2 separate regions of the Homo sapiens genome follow, and region 1 is linked to region 2. A link is a loop called in an ENCODE intact Hi-C map of the cell type or tissue named here. Cell type or tissue: dorsolateral prefrontal cortex. All regions are shown on one strand. Links, peaks and the distances in the headings refer to the core of each region. The heading gives the core; the rest is flanking DNA. Region 1 overlaps NRXN2 (neurexin 2). Region 2 has its middle 41 kb from the start of LINC02724.

Region 1 (5,368 bases), core at 84-5,083, 120 kb before region 2:
CTAGGGTGTAGGTGAGCCCCTGGCCAGGGGAGATTGGAGTCGGGTGGGAAGAGCAGCCTGGGGAGCTCAGCAAGCCTTCAAGTTCAATGGAAAGGTCTTGGCCACAGGCTGGCTGGCGTGGCCAAGGACAGCTCTGTAACATTGCTGGAGCTTGTGATCTGAAGGTTGGCAACAGTGTTTGAACTCAGGGCAGAGGCAGAGGGCTGTGGGTGGGTGGGGAGCAGGAGAAGAGCGCCAAGATGTGAAGGTGGAATGTGGCTGGCCTGGCTGCAGTGGGGCTGCAGTGGGGCAGGCGGGACCTGGCAGTGGAGGCCCTGGGGTGCTTTACCACCAAGAGGCTGAGGGGCTTCTGGGCGTGATCTATGAAGACCACACCCTGCAGAGACCAGCGAGAGGCACTCAGATGTGGGCAGGGCTTAGGCTGTGCTGAAGAGAGAGCCAGAGAGGAAACCTCCAACCCTCGTCAGGCCCAGAGGTGCCCCTGCAAGAGGAGCAAGTCCTCCCACCAGCCACCTAGAGCTGAGCCCCAGCTCCCTTCTACCCCAAACCAGGAGGTTGCACAATTTTGGTTTGAGAGGAGGACCAGGAGGCTGATGGGAGTCACAGTTGTTGACTCAGTGGCTGATGGGAATTGTGTTCTACACTCCTCCAAGGACTGATGGGAGTTATAGTTCTCACCTTTTGGGGGCTGATGGGAATTGCAGTTTCTGCCCAAGGGACTCCAGTTATCAGACCTAGAGATGGGGAGACCCATTCTCCCCTCACAAAGCCCTCCCCTCTCATTCCCATGGGCCCTATTTAGCAGGTGCTTCCCTCCCAGATGGCTGTGTATGTATTTTCTTTTCTTTTTTTGCTTTCTTCTTCTTTCCGTTGTTTTGTTATTGTTTTAACTATAATAAGAGGGCCAGAGGCAGTCAAGCCCTGGCCAGGTCCTGGCGGCCCATGGGGGTTCTGGGGAGGGGGAGGGGGGAAGTCAGTGGGGGTCAGAGGTGGAGGGTGAAGAATGAGAAAGTTGGGGAGTTAGGCTTAGCTCAGGAACCATGTGTCCCTGCCCACTCCCCTCCTTCCTTGCCCCTCCCTACCTCCCTGCCTCTACATGGCTTCTCTCCACCCCTCCCAGAGTCCTACGGGACAGGACCCTGCTCCAGTGGTATCCAACTCCTCCCTGCCCACTCTTCCTCATGGGCCACCTCACCTCCCACTTTCGATGTCTCGCCTCCCGTGGCCACCCTGCAATTAGCTTTCCAAGCCCCCTCCCGTGGCCGTCCCCTCCCAAGACCTCTCACCCATGTAGCAATCCCTACATGGCTGCCTGTCATGTCCCTACTCTCTAAGCCCTCCTGCCCACTGTTCCTCCCTCCCCGACATGCTGACACCAAGTGGTGGAAACCACCCCTCAGCCCCAGCCTGCCCTGTGCAGAGTTCAGCTTTGTGTTGAATGAGGGGGAGAGGGACAAGTGAGGGCGGAGAGAGAGTTCAGGAGGAGGCAGGATGCGCAGGGAGCAGAGAGTGAGGGAGGGAGATACCGAACAGATAGACAGAAAACGTTGTACGGAAAAGTTGTTTTTTCTTATTTTTTTTCCGGGAGAACCCGCTTACACAGCTCTGTTTGTAATTTTTTTCTTCATGCTAAAATCACACGGCCTATTTGTTGATGTAAGTTGCCTGAATTCCGTGGTATGCTATCTTCTTTTTTAAAAACAAAAGCAAAAAAAAAAAAAAAAAGCAAAAAAAGAGAAAAATCTAGAAAAAAAACCCTAAAAGATATTGTTGTTAGGTTTGTTTAAATGCTGCTGTTGTATCTGTTTTTAAAGCCTTAAACCAGTAGAGTTTTTTTTTCTGTTTCTTTTCAATTTCCTTTCCTTTCTGTTCCTTTTGATTTCTTAAGACAAACAAAAGACCAAAACCCAGAGAGTCACAGAGCCCGTGCGTGGGGTGCCCAGGGCATCTGAGCCGCTGCCCGCTTAAAGCGCAGTGCTCGGCCGGCTGGCGGGCGGGCCCAGCCCGCTCTAGTCTCCGCCAAAGCCAATTGGAACCGATTTGGGTGTGTGAGGCTGTTGTTTCTCTCTCTGTGCCGGCCGCCTGCGCCCTGGCCCTCGCTGACGCCCTCTCTTTTCTCTTCTCTCTCTTGTTCTAGGAGGAGAGTTAATATTGCCCATTATCACGGAGGACTCCTTAGACCCCCCTCCCGTGGCCACCCGATCCCCCTTCGTGCCCCCGCCCCCTACCTTCTACCCCTTCCTCACGGGAGTGGGCGCCACCCAAGACACGCTGCCCCCGCCCGCCGCGCGCCGCCCGCCCTCTGGGGGCCCGTGCCAGGCCGAGCGGGACGACAGCGACTGCGAGGAGCCCATCGAGGCCTCGGGCTTCGCCTCCGGGGAGGTCTTTGACTCCAGCCTCCCCCCCACGGACGACGAGGACTTTTACACCACCTTTCCCCTGGTCACGGACCGCACCACCCTCCTGTCACCCCGCAAACCCGCTCCCCGGCCCAACCTCAGGACAGATGGGGCCACGGGCGCCCCTGGGGTGCTGTTTGCCCCCTCCGCCCCGGCCCCCAACCTGCCGGCGGGCAAAATGAACCACCGAGACCCGCTTCAGCCCTTGCTGGAGAACCCGCCCTTGGGGCCCGGGGCCCCCACGTCCTTTGAGCCGCGGAGGCCCCCTCCCCTGCGCCCCGGCGTGACCTCAGCCCCCGGCTTCCCCCATCTGCCCACAGCCAACCCCACAGGGCCTGGGGAGCGGGGCCCGCCGGGCGCAGTGGAGGTGATCCGGGAGTCCAGCAGCACCACGGGCATGGTGGTGGGCATTGTGGCGGCGGCGGCGCTCTGCATCCTCATCCTCCTCTACGCCATGTATAAGTACCGCAATCGTGATGAGGGCTCCTACCAGGTGGACCAGAGCCGAAACTACATCAGTAACTCGGCCCAGAGCAATGGGGCGGTGGTGAAAGAGAAGGCCCCGGCTGCCCCCAAGACGCCCAGCAAGGCCAAGAAGAACAAAGACAAGGAGTATTATGTCTGAGCCCCCGGCACTGCGCCCCACTGCCAGCTGCCCCTCCTGGGAGGGCCCGGGAGGAGGGTGCCACCCTCTCCCTGCCAGGGGCCTGGGGACCCTCTCCCTGGCTGCCTCAGGCTTCTCTTACGAAGAGGAAACGCAAAAAAAGAAAAGGAAAAACCCCGTGCTCGCCCCCTTCCTCCTGCCGTCCACTGCGCGGCCTCGTCAGTCCCGGGGCTGACTGTCCCTCTCAGCTCTGCGCCTGCCAGGCAGGGCACGTGCTCACAGCCCTGGGTTGATTTATTTTTTTAAGGGGGTAGTTTTATTTTGGTGGGGTTGGGTGGGAAGGAAGGCTGGGGGTTTTGTAAAGTGTCCACTGCTCGTCCTGTTAATTTTCCTCAATTTTTCTTCTTCTTCCTTCTGTCCCTCCTGCCTTCCTTCTCTTCCCAAGCCCTCCAATCCCCATCCCAGGCTTGCTGTGTCTCACTGTCCCCACCCTCCTTCCCTACTTCTTTTTTTGTGTGTCTGGTTTCTCCCTTCCTTTCCTCCCTTTGGGTTTCCAGAGTCGGTGGGAGAAGGGCGGGAGGGTGGGCCCGAGTGGCCCAGTGGGTGGGTGGGGTGGGGTGGGGCAAGTGCCCCAACTCCCCTCACCAGGAGAGGCACCTGCTTGGTGCCGCCCAGGGAAGGGGCTCAGGCCTGACGGAAGGCCTGTTCTGTGTGTGCCGCCGGGCGACGTGCATTGATGGGGAAGCTGCTGGAGGAGCAGGGGTGGGGGGTGGGAGGGAGGGGAAAGGCAAATGCAGATATATATTACAGACAAATACTCTAGATTCCACGAGCAGCAGCCTGTGGCACCCGCTGGGCGCGGGCAGCAGGGAAGAGGGAGCAAGGCATTGTCCACAGACTGCTGGGGTCACTTCTTTGCCCACGGGCTCCCTGCTCCCCCAGTTTTTTTTCTCTCTTTGTTAACAAATGTGTCTGAGTCTTGGAAAACACCCCAACCCCGGAAATGTGTGGGAAAAAGAAAACAAAAACTTTCCAAATTCCAACGGTCCTGTGCAGTTTTTTTGGGGGTGGGTGCTGTTAGATCCTGGCTTTTGGCTGGGGTCTGGGCCCACATGGGGGCCCACAAGAGCTGGTAAGTTGCTCCCGAACTTTTGGGTTGAGTGTGGCTTTGGGTTCCTGGGATAACTTGTCTTTGTCTCACAGTGTCCTGTATCCCTGCTGGGCTGAGGAACGGGCGGGAAACATGGCTGGTCTCTGGCCGGTTCACAGACCTTAGCTTCTCAGAAAGGCAGACAGATCCCTGGAGACCTTGTGTTGCCCCCTGATGGCTACTGGATCCACACCTCGGGGCATGTGTGCCCGGGCACAGACCTGGGTGCGGGACAGATGCTGCCTCATCCTTCAGCAGCCCTTGGAGGGAGGAGGTCATTCCTGGGCTTGGAGACCTTCAGTGGCTGCTCCCAGGTCTCGAGGTGAATGAGTGACTGAGTCCCAGTGGTCTCCTGCTCTGCCTGACTCTAGAGTCTGTGCTCCTTCCCCTTCCTCTCTAGGGATTTGGACCCTGGTACCCTACCTTCCCCCAAGTCCACTCTGCTTGACTGGGCAGCTGCTGGGACTGAAGGTGGAACCAGGGCCAGCCACCTCGTCCACCGTTGTTTACTCCTCTGTGGAGACCCTAACAGGTCCATGGTCCGGAGATGCTAAGAGATGGATCTGTATTTGTTAAGCCTCTCAGTCGCAAGGGACAGATAACCACGTGTACAGCATTGTCAGGAGAGGAGAGCGAGGAGGGTTGCGGACCTCAAGGATGGCAGTGGTGGGGCGTTGCACCACCTGGCTCATGAGACATGACTCAGCCATGCTGTGTCACTCAGGGTCCCCCCCTCGATCGGCTTCTCAGCCCTCCCCTCCGCCAGGCTTCCTCACACCCTTGGCTTGCCATCCCCTCCACTGCCCGATTCTGCATCTTGATTTTCTGTCTGCAGGGGGCTCTGGCTGTTGGCCAGCTCATCCTCGAGGCATTTTGCTGTTCAAAAGCCTGGTCCATCTTTAGGCCTGGCTGCCTCCATGCCTGCAGGAGCCCCACCCTTCAGCTGGGGAACATCCCTTAGTGGGAGTGGCAGGTCCTGACCTGAGCAGCCTCCAGCTATCTCCAGAGGCCAAGGTCAGCCTCATCTCCTTCTCTTCCTTCTCTCCATCCCTGAAGGAGGCTTTTGTCTTGGGACCCTCCCCACCATGGTGCCTCTCAGGACCTCTTGAGATTCCTCCTGCAAAATCCTAACAAGGGTGAGAGAGCAGAGCTCCAGGTGTGGATTTCTATGGACTCAGCCTCTCCTTGCCCTTCTGATCCAGCTCCTGAGGGGTG
Region 2 (5,368 bases), core at 315-5,314:
GTGAGCTACCTCACCCAGCCCAAATTTCTACAAGTATAAAATCATTTCAAAATTAAAATTATCTTTAGCTCTAAAAATATGAAATAATAGCAAAGAAACTGGTTAAAACATAGACATCTAAATATTGACTATGAAGCAATAATAATAATGTCTAATTTTAGGGATTAAAAAAGATAAAAGTGAAGACAACAATAGTATGTGTAAGTTAGATGGGTTATATAAGAATTAAAGCATTGTAAAGTCCTTAATTAAGAGAATGAATATATTGATTAAATTTAGATTTTGTTAATTTAAGTATACATATAAAAAAATCTATGGTTAACACAGAAAGAATAAACAAACAATAGGAAAAGGAAAAAAGAAAAGTTAGTTCAAATGAAGGCAAGAAAGGGGAAGGAAGGAAAAAGCAGAACCAAAATAAGATGGTCACAAGAAGTCCAGGCAGATGGAAACAAAAAGCAAACATGAGTGGTAATATGAGAGAAAGTGGAATTGAGGGTTAAAGCACTAACTAGAAAAAAATGGACATTACATAATGATAAAAGCCACCATTTATGAAAAAAATAGATCTGTGTCCACAAAACAGTGCCGCAGGTAGACATAAACAAAAGCTATTCTAAATGGTAGGAGACTGCAGCCTGACCAACATGGTGAAACCCTATCCTACTAAAAATACAAAAATTAGCCAGGCATGGTGACACATAAATCCCAGCTACTTAGGATGCTGAGGCAGGAGAATCACTTGAACCCAGGAGGCAGAGGTTGCAGTGAGCCGAGTTCGAGCCACTGCACTCCAGCCTGGTTGACAGAGCGAGACTCCATCTCAGAAAAAAAAAAAAAGAGAAGAAAAGAAAAAAGAAATGGTAGGAGACTTTGATTAAAATATAGATCCATGACCAGGCACAGTGGCTCACGCCTGTAATCCCAGCATTTTGGGAGGCCAAGGCAAGTGGATCACCTGAGGTCGGGAGTTCAAGACCAGACTAACCAACATGGTGGAACACTGTCTCTACTAAAAATACAAAAATTAGCCAGATGTGGTGGCGGGTGCCTGTAGTCCCAGCTACCTGGGAGGCTGAGGCATGAGAATAGCTTGAACCCAGGAGGCCAAGTTGCAGTGAGCCGAGATCACGCCACTGCACTCCAGCCTGGGCAACAGACTGAGACCCTATCTCGGGGAAAAAAAAAGATGCACACACGTATATGTATGTGTATATATTTATGTATGTGTACATGTATACACATATCAATATGTGTAAACACACATATACAAGTATAGTGGGAAATGTCAATATATACAATAAGATACACTAAAATCTTCATACTTAATAGAAATATATCTTTATATCACCTGAGTAGGGATTCATTTTTTCAAGTCCATGGAACACATTCCTGTTCTTAGCCATAAAGAAATCCTTGAGGATGTCTTTATTTATTTTTTATTTTTATTTTATTTTTTGAGACAGAGTCTCACTCTGTCGCCCAGGCTGGAGTGCAGTGGCATAATCCTGGTTCACTGCAACCTCCACCTCCCAGGTTCAAGCGATTCTCCTGCCTCAGCTCCCAAGTAGCTGGGATTACAGGCATGCACCACTACACCCATCTAATTTTTGTATTTTTAGTAAAGATGGGGTCTCGTCATTTTGGCCAGGCTGGTCTCAAACTCCTGACCTCGAGTGATCCGTGCCCCCACCCCCCTCGGCCTCCCAAGGTGCTGGGATTGCAGGCGTAAGCCACCGTGCCGGGCCGAGAATATTTTTTAAACAGGCTTTACCAGCAAATCCTCTAAACATAATCCAAAACAATTGGGAATAATTACTACAGAGATAACCCAAAAATGTTTACAACTTCAAAATTAAGAGACACATTCCTAGCTTACACCTAGCTCAAATAGGAAGTTTTACAACGGCATATTATCCTGCAAGTAATAATAATAATAATAATAATAAAGGACGTTTCATCCCGAAATCTGTGTGAATCCTCAAAAACCAATACTCACAGGAAATGTTAGCACTTTAAAATGCTTTCGTTATTAAAGTAGGAAGATGAGCCAAGCACATCAAAAGAACGAATATGTTGTATTCATCCTAAGAAATTAGGAAAGGAAAACGAAATTATTCAAAAGAAACCAAGAAGAGTAACTGAACCAACACAAAAGCCACACTGATGGAAGGGAGGAGTGGGTCTGCGCCGCGGATGGGCGCTGTGATCAGATGGCGTTTCCTGAAGATGCTGCTCAAGCTGGAGAATGTTCTAGAGAGAGGGTGCAGTGGGTGCAGGAAACTACAGCCTGCTGTCACGGCCAGGCAAGCCACACGCCCATGATGGGGGTCGAGAAGAGCCCCAGTGGGCAGCGTGGGGACTGGGTGGCCACTGGGAAAGGGAGGCTGCTGCAGAATCAGATTCCGTGGGACTCGGGTGAGATCCCTCAGAGGACGCCCTCAGAGCCACAGGTGTTGTTCAGCAGTCCCTGATTGGCACACAGACGGCTGCAGGTGTGGAACAGGCCACTTGCGGAAGCACAGGAATGGAGGCCGGTTGGTTCATCTGAGCAACAGGAGGGTGTGTGCCCGCCGGCACGTGGTCTCCAAAAACGCAGTGTCCTGGCCACAGTGAATCTGAGAAGCAACCATCATTTATGAAAAGGCATGGCTCTCTGGATGCACTTATCAGACATCCACATGCGTAAGTCCAGAAACCGTCAGTGTGAGCACAAAGGAAGACGAAGGACCACGACGCCAGCATCAACACGCCACGGCGAGCTGACAGAAAGGACGAGGGACAGAGGAACAAGGAACTCCCCCGTGACCCCGAGACCTGGGGGCCTCAGGCCTGCTGTGAGTGGGTTTGGCCCCTCCTGCGTGGGAGGCAGGGGCAGTCCCTGCTGCACGGGGTGAACACAAGGTGAGCGTGTTGGGTTGGTCTCCATTGAGGCTGCTCAGAAGGGAGTTCCATTCATTCTTCCCCGGTAACATCCACAGGGTCCTTCCGCATCAGCACACAGCTCCCCACTGCGTGGTCCTGTTCTTGAACTGATGGCCTAACATCAACAAAGCCTCTGAGCCCTGAGACCCTCCTCTGGCTGGGAGCCACGGTATCCATGGCAACCATGGCTGACACAGAGGACGATGCGGACATCGTGGGAAACAAAGCCACATCTGAGTGAAACGCGCAGAGGTGCGGGTACCGGGGTACAGCGCGTGTGGGGCGCCCCCACGTGGTCAAGCAGGATAGAGGCGCATGCGTGTCCCGCAGGGAGTGTGGAAAACTGGCCCAAGCTGGAGTGTCCAGAGGACCATGCCTAAGGAAATGATTTTGTCACATTGTCTCTCGCAGCGCCCTGGCTTCTGGCAGTGACCCTCTTCATCCTGTACCTGTGCTGGGACCCTCTTCCTCCCGTGCCTGTGCGGGACCCTCTTCCTCCCGTGCCTGTGCGGGACCCTCTTCCTCCCGTGTCTGTGCGGGACCCTCTTCATCCCGTGTCTGTGCGGGACCCTCTTCATCTCGTGCCTGTGTGGGACCCTCTTCATCCCGTGCCTCTGTCTGACCCTCTTCATCCCGTGTCTGTGTGGGACTCTCTATTCTGTTGGGCCCAGGGAACACAGGGATGAGTTAGGCTCAGCAGCCCCTTCTTTCTAGGAGTGTATATGACATCCGAGTGAGTGTGTCTAGCTGTTGGAGTTACACCATTCAACTAGTGATTTAATATAATATTTTATGGTAAAACAAAAGCATACTATCTGTAGAGTGGAATGAATAATTTACAGGAATTTTTAAGGTCAAACAGAGACTTTCAAGGACTTTTACACCCAGAAGGGTCATTTTCCACCCCTTTGTACCCCCAGGGACCCGTATTTCCCTCTTCCGTGTTGGGGATGCTTCGGTGCAAATGTTTGAAAAGTATGTCCTGGCTCTAGAATCAGAAAGATTCTGCCTTTGACATATGAATTTGGAGGAGCACAAATGTTCGTCCATAGCATCATTTAATCTCTCTAAGCCTATTTCTCATCAAAAAAGTGGTGATTTAAGTCTATATACCCACAAGGCAAAGAAACCCGAAATGCATTCCTAAACTTCTTAGGCCTCTCGGATTACAGCTGATACTCATCATTGGCAATAATTATATTCTGTAAGGTCCCCTCAAAGACTGAACTAGAACTAGTGGATACTGAATTATTGCTTTTAGGGAAACTTGGGGTCAGGGTCCTGTGAGCCTCTGGTCACATTTTTTTTTTTTTTTTTTTTTTTTTAGACAAAGTCTGGCTCTTTCGCCCAGGCTGGAGTGAAGTGGTGCGATCTCGGCTCACTGCAACCTCTGCCCTCCAGGTTCAAGTGATTCTCCTGCCTCACCGTCCCAAGTAGCTGGGATTATAGGTACACACCACCACGTCTGGCTAATTTTTGTATGTTTAGTAAAGACGGGGTTTTGCCATGTTGGCCAGGCTGGTCTCGAACTCCTGACCTCAGGTGATTCACCCACCTCGGCCTCCCAAAGTGCTAGGATTACAGGCGTGAGCCACCATGCCCAGCCTCTGGTCACATTTATTAGTCAATGAATAAACAATTCTCCTTTATGTGTGTTTCTGTTTAAATATACATCATTTTGTGTCTATTGCTGATTAATTATCTCATGCCTGCACGAAGTGTATCTAACACATGTGTTTTCTCCATGGGGCAGGTTCTTGTGCTTAGAACAACAGATAGCACTTTAGTGCTATTCTGGAGCCAGGGCCATTTTAAACAAAATCACCTAGAAGAAACATGAAAATGCAAAACCATAGCACCAAATAGACTTCGAAAAAATGTGTTTATGACATAAGAGCTGAAGCAAGATGGCAGTTCCTTGTTCAGCCTCAACTGGGAACATACATTCAAAGCATTTTTTTTTTTTTTTTTTTTTGGCCACTGGGCCTGTCCATAAATGAACTCAAAAGGCCCTGACTGGCCGGGCGCGGTGGCTCACGCCTGTAATCCCAGCACTTTGGGAGGCCAAGGAGGGTGGATCACAGGGTCAGGAGATCAAGACCATCCTAGCTAACACAGTGAAACCCCATCTCTACTAAAAATACAAAAACAAAATCAGCTGGGTGCGGTGGCACACGCCTGTAGTCCCAGCTACTCGGGAGGCTGAGGCGGGAGAATGTCGTGAACTCAGGAGGCTGAGCTTGCGGTGAGCCAAGATCACGCCACTGCACTCCAGCCTGGGCAACAGAGCAAGATTCTGTCTCAGATTAAAAAAAAAAAAAGGCCCTGAGTGCTGATTTTGGATTTACAAATACATTTAAGCAAGTTGGCAAATTTGCAAATACAGAATCTGCATATAATGAGGGTGAGGATGAGCTGTCTGTGCAGCTCGGGTCCCTGTGAC

What was found. Hi-C counts contacts between places; a loop is a spot of excess contacts. Peaks named below come from ENCODE experiments on the same cell type or tissue, not always from the same donor. Only the 100,000 strongest peaks of a DNase experiment are listed, where the experiment ranks them.
Region 1: it touches region 2 in a loop (1.9-fold over the local background); 1 of 110 quality-filtered maps calls a loop at or near these places.

The regions. Positions count from the first base shown.
Region 1 is chr11:64,604,852-64,610,219 of GRCh38, reverse strand. NRXN2 (neurexin 2) reads left to right here. Exons shown (of 23, transcript NM_015080.4): 23 at 2,138-4,046. The coding sequence ends at 3,024. Among named protein-coding and RNA genes, the nearest start is that of SLC22A12, 16 kb to the right of the region's middle. RefSeq lists an enhancer at 4,622-5,368. In dorsolateral prefrontal cortex, for the core only: no CTCF peak of the experiment used is centred there; a DNase peak (open chromatin) is centred at 2,008; H3K27ac peaks cover 1,650 bases.
Region 2 is chr11:64,487,836-64,493,203 of GRCh38, reverse strand. No RefSeq gene overlaps it. Among named protein-coding and RNA genes, the nearest start is that of LINC02724, 41 kb to the right of the region's middle. RefSeq lists an enhancer at 2,712-3,213. In dorsolateral prefrontal cortex, for the core only: a CTCF peak has its summit at 3,206 (motif pointing left); a DNase peak (open chromatin) is centred at 3,213; H3K4me3 peaks cover 420 bases; H3K27ac peaks cover 491 bases.